Regions from separate parts of the Mus musculus genome. Here region 1 is linked to region 2. Evidence: chromatin contacts called from ENCODE Hi-C or POLR2A ChIA-PET data. All regions are on one chromosome and are shown on one strand. Each heading gives the region's core, a stretch centred on a gene start or an enhancer-like site at or near the end of the contact. The rest is flanking DNA. Distances are from core to core; before and after follow the strand shown.

Region 1 (4,471 bases), core at 127-2,626, 40 kb before region 2:
TAAGAAAATCCAAGCACTCTTTGTTTAAAAAAGAAACACACAGCCAGAGTTGGTGATGGCTCACCCCTGTAATCCCAGCACTTGGAAGCTGAGGCAGGAGGATTGGCCAGAGTTCAAGGTCTGCCTAGCAAAACCCTGTCAGAAAGAAAAGAAATCACATGTACCCTTTCGCTTAGCCTCTGTCAAAGCAACCAACAAATTCCATTGATCGCCCAGTGTCCGTTGCTAGGTAGGCATACACTTGATAGTGCTAGGCAACAGGCATGATGTGATCAACTCCACCAGACTTCAAAACTTTTTCCACAGAAAGATAAACAAGATATACTTAGCACCACACCCATCTAAACGCAGCAGCAGCCAGAAATACCCACCCCCCACCCCCCTCCAGCTGCTCAGGAAACACTGTCTTTTACGATCAAGATAAAGATCTAGCCTACAGTGTTCGGCCGTTCCTGCCTTCCAGGTTGGCCGGGACTCCTTTCGCCGGGGCCATCACAAACCGGACACACACACACACACACACACACACACACACAGAGACACGCTTCGGATCGCTGGCACACCTCCAAATACCTCGACCATCCCCGCCAGCTCCTTCTGCAACCGAAAAGTCCGGGCCACTGAGCATGCTCTGACCCTAAGACGGCCGCCACCGGGGAAGTTCCCAGAGCTTAGGGTTCCCGGCTCGGCGCAGCCAGAAGCGCAGAGGAGAAAGGGCAGGGGGAGGGGATGGAGTCTGAACTTGGGCACGCATGCCCAAGGGAACCACCGGGACCGGGGCAGAGACAAAAGCTGCTTCGCTTCCTCACACAAAGTTTAGCGCAGCGAGGGAGCCTCTGCGACGTCCGGAGAGTGACGGGCGGGCGAGCGGGCGGGCGGGCGGGCGGGCGGGCGCAGGGGCGGGTCGCCGCCAGCCGGCTGGCCGGAGTGTAATTCCCACCGATAAGCGCGGATCCTTATCTCCCAGACACAAAGCGGCGGGGCGCGCGCTCGGCCTAGGCCGCCTGCGCGGCTCCGCGCGCGGGCCCGGGCGTCGGTGGCGCGCCGAGGTGGCAGCGGCCTCGTCCGCGCCGGCCTCGTCGGCCGCGCGGGGCCTCCTTAGCACCGGGGCCTCCCGCGCTGCGCGGAGCCCCGTCCCGTGCCGTCAGGTCCCGCGTGGGGAGCCTCTAGGCCTCCAGCCTCACGCGGGCCGCTGCCGCCGGCGCTTGTCCCTCCGCCGGGCCCCGAGCGCCCGCCCTGGGGCCCCTCACTCACCTCCCCGCCGCCCAGGCGCGCTCTCCTCACGCCGTCGCCGCGCTGTGCACGCGCCGCAACTTTATTAGCAGCTCGGCCCCGGGACAAGCGCTCGGCGCCCGCTCGCCGGGGACCCGGATGATGAGGGGGAGGGGGGGCGGCGGCGGAGGGCCGCGGCGGCCGGCGCATGCGCGTCGGGAGTGGCCGAGGCCTGGCTTCTGCTGTCCGCAGCGAGCCTGGAAGTGGCACTTGGGTTAGCCAAGCTCACCCGCCTTATAGCGAAACGGTCGTCCTCGCTCTGGAGAGCTGGAGACCTTTCTAGCCAATCTAAAGCGTTAAAAAGTATCTTCAGCTACAACTTCGCCGTTTTCATTGATTTGTAATAGAAACCCTAAGAGACAGAGACCTCTGGCTGAGCATCAGATACCACACAGCTTACTAGATGTAGCCTTAATATTGCTCCCAAAGGGGGAAAATCCTCTGCAGGTGGAGATAGTGCTGAACCCGGAGCTGAGGACGAGTGGCCATTTCTCAGGACACAGTCCCAGCTGTTCACGGGACACCGCCCCACATCTGGAAGCCGGGAGCGCCTTGAGCTCTCAGGCTTCAGCAAGTGGAGGCTTAGAGGTGCTCGAGCTGTCTTACAGGGTAGCTCTGTACTAATCCGGCTGTCTGGCTTCTCTTCCCCTCCAAACGGTCAGCTTGGACAGCAAGGGAAAGCTTTTTAAAATAGTTTCGTGTTTATTTTTAAAGGTCTTTAAAACTGATCCCCCCCCCCCCCACACACACACACCGGTTTTCTTTTTGAGTAAATTGGAACTATTTTTAACCTTTCCCAGTCAATCCCATCCTCCAATATCAATTCTGTAGATCCCTAATTCTGACAGTTTCTCCTCACTTTTATTACCACCTCCTCCGCCTGAACCAGGGTCACCTCACTTGACACACAAATGCGGCGGTTTCCATGTTTCTCCAGACTCCAACGGCTTGTTTCTATTTGGAAGAGATTAAATAAATGCCGTGAGGAGGCGTTTATGGAAGCAGCCATGTCAAAGGGTGATAGGTGAGAATCCGGCCAGAGCTGGGGAACTAGAGAGAGAGCACCAAGGGAAGGCAGCAGCTGTGACTGCAGCCAACCATCCGCAGGAAGAAATGTGGCAGTGTCCGCCCATTATTGGCAGATCTTCTGGCTTTTCGAAGAAAGTTGGAAATGCATCTTTTTCTATACTAAAAGGAAATCACACATTTATCTGATCAGCTGCCTCTTTGTCTCTTTCCTGGGCTCCCTGACCTGCCCTCCCCTTCTCTTTTTTAGACATTGAGAAGACTCACCCTGGTACAAGCCAAACAAAACAAGCCCATGGTCCCAATATAGCCTACAGGCCATCAGTGTGCAATCTCAGGTCTCCATCTTAAACTTCTTTACTACATCATAAACTCTGCGCAGGAGGACTCTGTATGCGCCAACACTGCCTGGCTTACTGATTCCTGGCTGTTAAGTCTTTGCTGTTACCGGCCCTTGGAAGGCATGGCTTCTGGAGCCTGGCATGGATTTACAACTCCCAGACGTACCTATAACCCTACTGAAAGAATGCCCTTTTTTCGGAACTGATGTTTGCAGCCGACTTTGCTTAATATTGTGTGTATCAGCGCCGTTCCTCACTTCAAGAAACTATTAAAAATCATTTCACAAATTGTGTGCATATTTGTAAGAACACTTCGTGAGTACTGGGGTCCTGTCCCGAACCGTGGGTATAATCCTAAAAGCAAGTATTTCACTTCCTCAACTGTGTATCTGCACACTGGGCAAATTAACTTGAGACTCCAGGCTCTCGGGTGGCTTTGTACATTCAGGCCAGGCCCTCAGTTACAAGAGATAATAACACAGAAAGGAAGCATGGGGGCTTTAGCAGCCAGTAGGACTCTTCCAGAGAATTGAGAAGTAACCTAAACTTCACAGGATGTAGAACTCAGAGGGCCCAGTATACAGTTGTCAAAGATTACTGTCAGGCTTGCCAGAGGCATAAAGAAGTCTTGCTTAGGGTAATCAACTGAATCTAAGAACAAATGTGGCACAGTGTGATCTGACCAGATGATACATGATGCATGCAGTGGGAATCAAGATCTGTAAATATATATCATAAGTAATATAAATAATATAAATATATAACTATATAGAGAAATATGATAAATAATATAGATATAAAGTATATATATCTATATATACACATACATAATTTCAAGATTTCTGGATCATTAAGCCCTGCAGTTGTCAGCCAGGAAACACAGTCCCCTGCCTTGCAATTTGAAGACTTTCTCTGTTGTCCCAGGCAGCATGGCCATGGGAACCTAGCAGGTAGATGCCAGAGATGATATAAACACCCCAATCAGTGGTTCTCAACCTTCCTAATGTTGTGACTCTTTAATATAGTTCCTCATGTGTGGTGACCCCCCAACCATAAAGTTATTTTTCTCGCTACTGTATAACTGGAATTTCGCTATTGCTATGAATGTCTGTGTTTTCTGCTGGTCTTAGGCATCCCCTGTGAAAAGGTTGTTTAACCCCCAATGGGATTCTGACACACGGGCTGAGAACAACTGCCTTAAATGTATACAATGACCTCCTTGTGCTAAGAACTACACAGCTCCCATGGTGACGTGAAAGAGCAAGAAACCTCAACCTCCAAATCCTTTGTACTTGATTACATTTCCTTTAAGAAGAAATTGGGCCTTTTCTCCCCAACTCTTTCGATATTGATTACGTTAGTCATTTGATAAACAGAATTAGCCTAAAGGGTTTATCCATGGCCCACTCCCACTTTACATTTTTCCTGACCCAAGAAGTAAGCAATTTTCAGGAAAATTGGGAAAACACATAGATCATCTTCTCTTATGTTTTATTTTTAAATATAAAATAATTGAGGCGAGGTGGGTTTTGGTTGAAAATTATTAATAAATATTTTAAGTCCACATTTTTGCTTTAACTCAGAAGACCCTCCCTAATATACCTACACATCCAGTGGAGCTAGAAGAATCCAGGGTTTGGTGGCATCACCCAACAGAAGCATCAAGGAGTGACATTATCACAGGCATCCACACCTTCATAGCCCCCCAGAGACACCCGCCATCCTCAGTTATGGAACGTGGGCACCAGAGGAAGAAATGCCTAAGTTTATATGCGTTCCGCAGACAGGATCCTACGGTAGAATAAAGCTCCCGTTTCAAACTCTGAGTGCTT
Region 2 (4,535 bases), core at 1,165-3,664:
GCCATCTCTCACCCTCTGGCCCCAGCTCCTCCTCCCTCGATTTTCTGTGACCTCAAAATACTGAACTTTGACCTCAGCCCAGGGACCTTCACCTCCGGCTTTCCCTTCTGCCTGGACATCTCTTTATTTTGAGACCTCTCCTTCGTCCCAGCTGACTACTTCATGTGTCAGCCTGGATATTAGTCATACTAATTCCTCTCCCTATGACCCTTGACTCTGTCATCTAAAAATCTGACATCATTTTGCTCTTTTCTGTAATTATATGTCTAATGTTGCTTTCTTTCCCTAGCCTGCAAATGCCTCGGGCGAGGTCTGGGTTTTGTGGCCTCATCCCTGGGCTCTGACACTGGCTGCTCTTACTGGATTGCTGAGGGATGATGCATCATATGCAATCGTCCACCACTGGCCCACGAAAAGGCTCCTGGATACAGCAACGGGATGCTGTTTTTAGCAACAGGGCAGTTGAATCTTCTACCATTCTTGCCAAGGAGGTGGTGCAGAGAAGGATGGCCTCACTCTGACTTCAGCGGAACAAAGGAAGCATAGACGCCAGGTGTCCAGGAAGCCTCCACAGTCTGCAGAACAGATGGGGACTGCACAGACCGGGGACTGTCTTGTCATAGCTTCACAGGCCTCGTGTACTCTGTGTGGTGCTCTGGACCACTGCAGCAGAAGATTAGCTAGGACATCCAAGGCACAATGTGACGGATTTTCACAGCGTGAGACCAGCATCCGTAGAATTCGGGGGAGGTATTAGAAACATTAGGTAGCAAAGCTGGAGGCACTGCTGGTGAATGTCCAGAGCAGATGCATGGATGAGGGAATGAAGTAATAGTGACTGTCTTAGTCAGGGTTTTGTTGCTGTGAAGAGACACCATGACCATGGCAACTCTTACAAAGGAAAGCATTTAACTGGGGCTGGCTTACAGGTCAGAGGTTTGGTTCATTGTCATCATAGCTGGGGGCATGGCAGCACTCAGGCAGAGAAGGTGCCGGAGGGGTAGTTGAGAGTTCTACAACCAGATCAGCAGGCAGCAGGAAGAGAGAGTGACACTGGATCTGGCTTGAGCATCTGTAACCTCAAAGCCTGCCCCCAGTGACACATTTCTTTCAACAAGGCCACCTATCCTAAATTCTTTCAAAGAATGTCACTCCCTAGGGGCCTGTGGGATCCATTTTCACTCAAACTGCCTGTTTCCAAAATAACTCTACAGGCATTTTTTCAAATGACACCCCACAGTGTAGAGTCAGCCGACGTGGATCAGGATCTGTCCCTTATTGATTGTGCCATTGTTTGGATATGAAATACTCAAATACTCATGTGTTAAAGAAATGGTCTCCAGGTGATAGATACAGATGAAGGGATGGCTGGGTTCTGAAGGCTCCAATCAGATCAGGGGGTTAATCCCATGATAGGTTCATGGTATGATGGTATTCTGGGGGCACCTACTTGGAGAAAGGTGGCTACTGAAAGCCTGTGTAAAAACAGATCCTGTCTCTGATCCTTCCCATCCATCCCCTACTTCCTGCCCTGCTGCAAAGTGAGCAGCCTCCTCCACCACACACCCCCTCCTGCAGCCCAGCCATCCGCCTCCCCTCAGCCCAAAGCAATGGAGCTAGCCAACTGTGGACTGAAACTTTGAAACCATGATGTAAAATAACTCTCTCTTCCTTTAAATCATTTCCCTCAGGTATTGTCATTGAGACAAAATAATGACTAGCACATTGAACCCAAAGGGTTTCTTCTTTTGAAAATGAGCCAGTCTTCAAAAGTAACCACAGAGGGTTAATGCTGCATGGCGGGTGGGCACTATATTTCACAGTCAGTATAACACCTGGCACAACACCAGGTCTCTAGTGAGGACCCAGCGCTTGTCAGCTACTGTTGTTGAGGCAGTCAGCCATCTAGAATGACGCCTGGTATATAGCCAATATGAGAAGTGACTATCAGTCTCTCAGGGTTCTAGTTCACTACTAACCCTGATAATCGGCCGATTAGAGGAAACTAAGAATTAAGTCTCGAGTGACGGGGTCTGTGGGGGGGTTTGGGGATATCCCGTGGGACTGGAACAGGGGCTGCGGTTGGAAGCTGTTTGGCAGAGAAGAGTATTCCCTAGTTAACTACCGGGGCTTCAGCCGCTATGAAAAACTGATGACAGGAACTGGGCTATGTCCTGTGGGGGTTCTGCATCAGCTCTAGTGTTTCCTCGGTGGCTGTTGGCTCTGGGTGCTCACTGGCATGACCAGAGCCATCATCTGGCCTTTGCCTCCTTGTAGGCTCACATCCCATGTGAGAATCATCTACTTCCTCCATGCCCAGCATCTCAAAGAACTGCCTCCCTGGACGCGCATGCGCACACTGTACACTGTGCCCTACAGCGTCCTCCCTGGTCCTCTCCAAAATCCCTGAAGCCAGGTCGACTCAACAGCAAGGCTTCCTCAAGGCCTGTCCTTGGCATTCACACTCTTACAGGGATACAGCCTTGATTTCCTTAGCAGTAAAGCAGCCACAGAATCACCTCGCCTGCCATCCCTGCCCAGCCAGAGACCTCAGGGACCATGCGCATTTGTCTAATTTCTGCTCTCTGGCTGAGAGACTGTGGTCAGAGGCTTCAGGGCTGGGTACTCTTCCCTGCTCAGCTAACTCCCACTCAGGAAATGGCCAGTCTCTATTTTGAGCAGAGTGAAGTGTTAGTCCTTCCTGAAGCAGGCCACCTCCCCTGCCCACACCACACACCAGCTGTGCTTTAGACAATGTCTTGTCAGCCCCTCCTTCGGGGCTGTCAGGATCACTCGGGTTGTCTGGATCCCCTGAACCTTCAAAAAGCAAATCTTACTTTCTTTCCAACAATGTGCTATATATAGTTCTATGCACGATAGCCAACCTAAGAGGGCTGAGCACTTGAACAGGCTTGAGCCATTGTCCCAGCACCCACCCATCTGCCTTCAAAGGCTTGTAGCCTCCCGGTTGGGAACTGCTTATAGGGAGGGGCCTGTCCTAGAGAGAACACAACAGGTCTGGCCATTTTAAGTCCCACATATCTGCCTCTAACCTTTCCTTGCTGTGTAATTTGGGCAACAGACTTGAGACAGCTGTGCCTCTTTCTGTTAAAATGGTAGGACAGTGTTAGAAGAATCAAGAGCCTCACTTTATCTCTTTGTCGAGAATCTATAAAAAAAATTGTGGGCGATCATAAACATTCACTGTTAGTTACAGTATTTGATGGATTTCTGAAACCTGTGGGTATTTGGGTAATTGAGAAAGGTTTCAGTTCTCTGTCTCCCGTGAACATACATACACACATGCACAAATGTATATGTATGCACATGCACCCACATGCACCCACACGTGCACATTTATACACATGAATATAATATACACATACACATGTACAAGTGCACACACGTACATGCACACATACATCTTTACACATGTGCACACACGTATATATACACATGTATACGTGCATACACACATACACATTCACACACACATGCACAAATGCACACACACACATACATGCACCCATACACACATTTATACACATGCACACACATATATACATACACACATATACACATTTACACACATGCGCATGCACATACACATTCACACACACACATCCAAATCCACACACACAACACACACCCCACCGTGGACAAGCTTTTTGTTCCTCATCTCTTTGAGATTTTTTTTTTATTATTTAGGTTATGTGTAGCTGTCTGTGGGTATGTACATACGTGAGTGCAGGCACCTGTGGAGGGCAGAGGTGTTGGATCCTGTGCAGCTGGAGTTATAGGCAGTCGTGAGGTAAATGACATGGGTGCTGGGACCCGAAGTCGGGGTCCTCTGGAAAAGAAATGAGTGCTTTTAACAGCTGAACCATCTCTCCAGCCCCTTTGCTTCTCATCTTAAAGCTCAGCTCTTCCTCCTGAGGTTCCACGACTAGGCTCATCCCTACTCTGCGCAGCCCAAAGCTACACAAGGAGCCCCGTGGGTGGAGAGTCTTCTGAAGAATACTGAAATTGAGTTGGCAGGCAATGAGCTGGACCTGACAGAACAATGGGTCTCAACCTTTGGGTCTTGATCTCCTTGGGAGTTGAATGACCCTTTCTCAGGAGTCACCCAAGACCACCAGAAAACACAGATATTTACATTACAATTCATCACAGCAGCAAAATTACAGTTATAGTGTTGTAATGAACATAATGGTATGGTTGGGGAGGGGGAGTCACCATGACCTAAGGTATTAAAGAGTTGCAGCGTTAGGAAGGTTGTGAAACATTGACGTAGACCCTTGAAAATATCACAATCAAGATTGCAAAGACTCCAAAAGACCTCCTCAGTGCCCCTTTGGTACACCATTCTCCTACTTCCGGCTCTACCCCACTCCCACCCCACCCCCACCCCCACCCCCACCCCTGCCCCCCACTCTCAGGCACCTTTGCTCTACTTTATCTTCTAACGGAATAGACCAGTTTAAAGAACCAAATAGCAGCACTGTCTTCTCTAGGTATCTTCCTTTTCATGTAAT

The links. Hi-C counts contacts between places; a loop is a spot of excess contacts on that map. ChIA-PET counts read pairs that join two places held with the same protein, here RNA polymerase II (POLR2A).
Region 1: a map of heart shows a loop between it and region 2 (2.7-fold over the local background). The contact joins the promoter of Smad5 here to the enhancer-like site in region 2. A Hi-C loop is called at or near these places in 5 of 37 maps with a recorded cell type or tissue (all heart). POLR2A ChIA-PET finds 5 or more read pairs at or near these places in 3 of 5 experiments (Patski and embryonic stem cell).

The regions. Positions count from the first base shown.
Region 1 is chr13:56,699,915-56,704,385 of GRCm38, reverse strand. It overlaps Smad5 (SMAD family member 5), which reads right to left and starts at 1,376. Exons shown (of 7, transcript NM_008541.3): 1 at 1,255-1,376.
Region 2 is chr13:56,660,475-56,665,009 of GRCm38, reverse strand. It overlaps Gm40961 (a long non-coding RNA gene), which reads left to right. Exons shown (of 2, transcript XR_873496.2): 2 at 290-1,333. Among named protein-coding and RNA genes, the nearest start is that of Gm40961, 2.8 kb to the left of the region's middle. Within about 2 kb of position 2,414, at least 1 of the 3 ENCODE cell types and tissues checked has a DNase peak (open chromatin) inside an H3K27ac peak, as active enhancers do; it is heart, where a contact is called at or near this core.